Linked DNA regions of Mus musculus: region 2 is linked to region 1. A link is a loop called in an ENCODE intact Hi-C map of the cell type or tissue named here. Cell type or tissue: heart. All regions are shown on one strand.

What was found. Peaks named below come from ENCODE experiments on the same cell type or tissue, not always from the same donor. Only the 100,000 strongest peaks of a DNase experiment are listed, where the experiment ranks them.
Region 2: it touches region 1 in a loop (2.7-fold over the local background); 9 of 42 quality-filtered maps call a loop at or near these places.

Annotation. Positions count from the first base shown.
Region 1 is chr16:34,093,089-34,095,588 of GRCm38, reverse strand. The region is part of intron 34 of Kalrn (kalirin, RhoGEF kinase); the gene reads left to right. Among named protein-coding and RNA genes, the nearest start is that of Gm41448, 26 kb to the left of the region's middle. In heart, a CTCF peak has its summit at 1,077; a DNase peak (open chromatin) is centred at 1,048; H3K4me3 peaks cover 1,880 bases; H3K27ac peaks cover 2,024 bases.
Region 2 is chr16:33,998,656-34,001,155 of GRCm38, reverse strand. All of the region lies in intron 51 of Kalrn (kalirin, RhoGEF kinase), which reads left to right. Among named protein-coding and RNA genes, the nearest start is that of Umps, 33 kb to the right of the region's middle. In heart, a CTCF peak has its summit at 1,558 (motif pointing left); a DNase peak (open chromatin) is centred at 235.

The DNA of each region.
Region 1 (2,500 bases):
GACTTGGTGAAAGAAGCACAATTCATTGCTCATTTACATATGGATCTCGGCTTCGAGATTAACTGGCTCCTGGCTGCAGGAATGTCTTTGACACTGTTTTTCCTAAGTAACAATTTTCTTCTGGGGCTGGAGATGACTTTTCTCTGCCTGGGCATTCACAGACCAACGTGGATTTACAGCTTTGGGCCAGACGTTGGCTCATTAATTAACCAAGAACTCTTTTGTGGACCTAATTAGAACTGTAATTATTCTGCTAATTTTAATGTCATTGAAGAGACTGGCAGGAAGCAACCAGTTTCCCCAATGCAGTTTGCAAAACAGGGTGAGAAGGATCTTAGAGGGAGGGTTATGGGTTGTGAAGCGTCAAGAGGGGGGAGGGGGAGGGAGAGAGAGAGAGAGCAGAAAAAAGAGAAAAAAGTGAGACCCCAAGCTGTTCATGTCACTTTACCATTTCAGCTGGGTAGGCAGGGGAAAAAATGTTTATATGGTTACAGACAAAGACCATGCCCCCCCCCAAATTATTTTCTTCACTTATTAGCCTCCCGCCCTATTTACAGAGCCTCCGTCTAAGTCTCGTGATCTTAGCAGCACCCATACCACCTTTACATGAAGGTACCCAGTGATCCATCCTTCCAAGCTTGACAAATTCCCAGCCCCAAACAGATGTGTGGCTACAGAGACTAATGAAATCCCAAGGACCTTCTTCCATGTCATTAAGGCTCATAATCCCAGCAACAGATTCTCTCTGTGTCTTCATTAATTCGAGCCTGAAAGGGAGCTGTATCCTGCTCCAATCGCTGCTTTGGGGGGGGGGGGGTCGGAGTGGGCAGGGACCGTTTAGAAACTAGAAACAAAACTGCGGCTGGGAACTGAAGGGAGGGAGTGTTACGGAGGAGAGGAAGCCGGAAGCAGCCAGCGGGGTCTGAGTGGATAGGTTTGCTCTCAAGTCTCTGCAGCCTGCATCAGGGTGAAGGGTTTCCAGGCAGGATTTCTTGGGAGTCCGTTTCCTGTCAAAGAGGAGTGTGGTGGTGGGGTTTGGGCGGTGGTTATGTCATTTGCAGCTAGCCTTCTTGGATCCGCATGGGGCAGTACTGTTTTGTGAATCGCCCTGGCTCTCCATCGCTGAGTAGTGGAATGCTGGGACCTGCCGCTTTTGTGGCTAGGAGGGGGGCGTGGGAAAGGGGATGTTGCTGGAGTTAGCTGGCGCTGCCGCTGCCATAGACCGCGGATCCGGATCGGAGTTGTGAGAGGCAATGAAAGCAGCGAACAAAGCTGCCCGCCTGCTCCTTCAGGCTTCCACTCCTTACTCTTAACTAGATTTCAAAGGTGTGAGAATGGAAACTGAGCTCTGACCTCAGTTGTAGGGGCTGGGCAGAGCAAGATAGCATCTGCGGAGCTTTACACATCTCTGCACTCCCTCTGAAAAGAGAGATGGGAGTCTCCACTCAGCCCCAGGGCATCAATTCAGCGGCCCACAGAGAAGATAAGGTCCTCATTGAAGCTGTCTGCATCGCATTGCCTGGAGCCCAGAACTTTGTGGGAAGATGCTGACTGCAGAAGGAAAGGACTCAAGGAGAGGTTCCAGCGGAGGGTGTTCACCAGCAGGAATTATCAGCCTGCCTACTCATTGGAACCAGTTTCTCAGGTCTTACAGACCTACCATTGAAAGGCAGTCTCCCTACTTCCCTTTTTAAATCAGACAACTCATCAATTTTGTCTCTTTCCTGGCTGCTGAGAGAATTTGCTCTCTTGCTGCCTCTGAACCTCATGGGTCAGAGCCTATAGCTGGGGTTTCCTAGGTCAATGGGCTTTGGCAACCTGGTTACCATCATTCAGAATATGTGGGGCTCAAAACCAGGAGCACAAGGTAAAAGAGATGGTGAAGTGGAAAGTGCTAGGTTTTTGCTTGAAGCTTAGGGCACCTTACTGAATTTCTCTGGGCAAACCTTTGTGATCGTAGTTGGTGTCACTAGGGAAAAAGCTGGTGTTCAGTAAATACCCGTATGTGGCCTGTAGATTTCACGTTTGAGCGAAGCGTGCCCTCACTTAGTTGGGCTTTGTCTTTTGATGTGGAAAAGTAGGGTTTCCCCTTCTTCACTCGCTCGTTTATATTTTGGTTCTGTTGAGTACAGGAATATTACAAAGATTTGATGAGAGATGAGCCCTCCTTCCTACCTAGACGTCCAGTGTTAAAGGAAAATAATCAGAGGTCTACCCCTTTCCTTACAAGGGGAAATAGAGATAAGGTGAGGAGGGGAAATGAGACATTTGCAGCTGCCCTTTTGAAAGTGAAAACAAACAAAAGTGAAATAATGCCATAAACAGAAAGAAAAGAAATAAATGCCAGCCTGTGTGTGCCTGCAGGGCCATAAATCATCAGTGTGTCACACGCTGTGAGGGTATTCAGCACTGCTGTGGCTAGCCAAACTCTCCTTAAAGCCTGAAGAAGTGGGTCAGTTTAAAAGAATTCTTCAGTTAGCTTAAAGTTAAAAAAAAAAAA
Region 2 (2,500 bases), 94 kb after region 1:
CTTTTGACTGATGTCCTCAGCTCGACCTATGTCCTGCAGAAAGTCTGAATGCAGAGGCTCAGGCCCTTCCTTGTTGCACATCTGCTTGTAAGAGGAGAATTTCTTCTTCAACAGCTTTTATAATCCCCTGACTGCTCCGGTAATCGCAGGTCTTTAGGCACACCCTGTCCCAGTGACTCAGGAGCTCAGCTGTTGCAGCCACGAGAGTAAGTCTATTTGACACGAGTTGGAAAAGTCTCGATTGGTTTCCTGGGCTCGCATCCATGTTGAGCTCTTAGTCATGTGTGTCCTGAGGCGCCTCACCCTAGTCGGAAGGTCTGACCCATTTCCTTATATTGCACACTTACAAGTTTGCAAGTTCCACTGACCTGGGAGTTTCCCTAAGAGTGCAGCACTAGAAGAGACAAAGCCACCATTCCCACTTCCCTGTATACACAAACATCCAAATACTATCAAAGTTTACCTACAAAGTTCAGTGTACATTCCTCAGTGATTCACAAAGCAAATCTCAGGAAAATCAAGGAATCGGCAGCACATAGACAGACCAGGTTCTCCAACTACAAAGATAATTTTAAAAAAGGAAAGGTTTGGAGGGAGCTGGAGAGTTGGGTACTGAAGTTTGAGGCCATGTTAGGCAGCTCACAGCTTCCAGCTCCAGGGAATCTAATGCCCCTGGCCTTCTTGGACACATGCATTCACATGTATATCACACACACACACACACACACACACACACACACACACTTAATTTTTTTTTTAATTATTTGAAGCTAGGCCAAGGTGAATGCCTTTAATCCCAGCACTCAGGAGACAGAAGCAGGTGGATCTCTGTGAGTTTGAGGACAGTCTGGTCTACAAGAGTGAGTTCTGGGATGACCAGGGCTATACAGAGAAACCCTATCTCTAAATACATAAATGAATAAATAAATAACTGGAAAACTGATCTAGTCAGATTGAAATAATGAATAGCTAAACCTTCAAATAAGAAATCACACCCAGCCCCAGGACCACATGCAGAAGTAGTGTTTAGGGAGTTTTATTTTATGCTGGGGATTGAACCACACATGCCAGGCAAGTGTTCTACCACTGTGCTAGATCCTCAACCTGGAAAATCTCTTTTTACTCTCTGCTCGTTTTCTAACTAAATGTTATCTAGCATCCCTTTCCTTCCCTGCACTCAGATTTGTAGCTCTGAGACGGTTGAGGGCGTTCGGTTTGAGCTTGTTTCTGCCATCTTTACACCATTAGCATCCTTTGTGTGCCGTGTGGAACTGTGTTTTGTGATTGGATGATGAGGGACTCAGAAAAAAACAAGGTCAGGTCATCCCCAGCTGACAACTGTTTTCCAGACAGAATTTCACCTTCTTTCTCTAAGTCAGACTCTTAGGCATTAACTGAGGGGGATACTCAAGCTCTCTTCAAACTCAGTTTGTTATTCAACACTGGTGGATTTTACCTGTAACATTTCCCCTGAACTCGCTGTTGTCCCATTTTGAAGAAAAATCCAGAAGGCAGGAACTAAGGTGCAGTGGCGATTCTTGTCTTGTGGCTTCAGGAAACCTTGCTACCTGCTGCCCTCTGCTGTTCAAATAAAACCAGGCTCCCCAGTTGTTCATCCTTGCCTCTCTCCTACTCCCCCACCCCACCCCAGCATAATCTATCTCTCCCTCTCCCCCTCCCCCTCCCCTTTCTCTTCCCCTCCCTCCATCCCTCCATCCATCCCTGCATCTCTCAGAGTCAGACTACGTGCATTCTGTGTGACTAACCCCACGTTTCCTCCATGACCACATCTCTCTGACATCCTAGTTCTCTGTGGCTTCACATCTGACACCATGCTCACTGCCCACCTGTTTGGGGGACACTCAGAAATATCGGAGACTTGGGATTAGTACCTCCGGTCCCTGTACTTACCCGCAGTGGTCACCAGACAAGACAGCCAGGAGACCCAAATTCTAGACCAGTGATAGAGTGGCCCGAGTTAATCTGATCCAACCACTTTGGCCTGTCCTACAACAGATACTGTGTTTGACACCACGATTGATGACTCTGATGGTACATAAACCCCAGAAGGGTTGCCACCTGCCGACGGTGCACAGGACTAGTGAGCAAATGCGACGCGGATAAAGTGTTATGCATGGCAGCTCATGACCAGAGGCCCCCAAGGTGCCAGCCTCTGAATGAGCATAGAGGAAGAAGATCACCATCGACTGAATCTCAGGCTTGGACTGACCAGTGGGATTCCTAAGGAAGTCATATGTCCAGTTTATAGAAAATGAAAAGCACTCCAGTTACCCGGGGTGGGGGGGGGTATGCATTATCTTTTCCTCCTCGGACTTAGAATCCCACCACTAAAAGCTGTCAGTGATTTGACAGATACAGAACACCACATGCCACAGTTGGTACTAAATTTGGAGACAATAAGAAGACAACTTAACCCTTGCCCTTGTGGGCTTGGGACCCATACAGATCCATAGACAAAAACATTCCTGAGGAGACCACA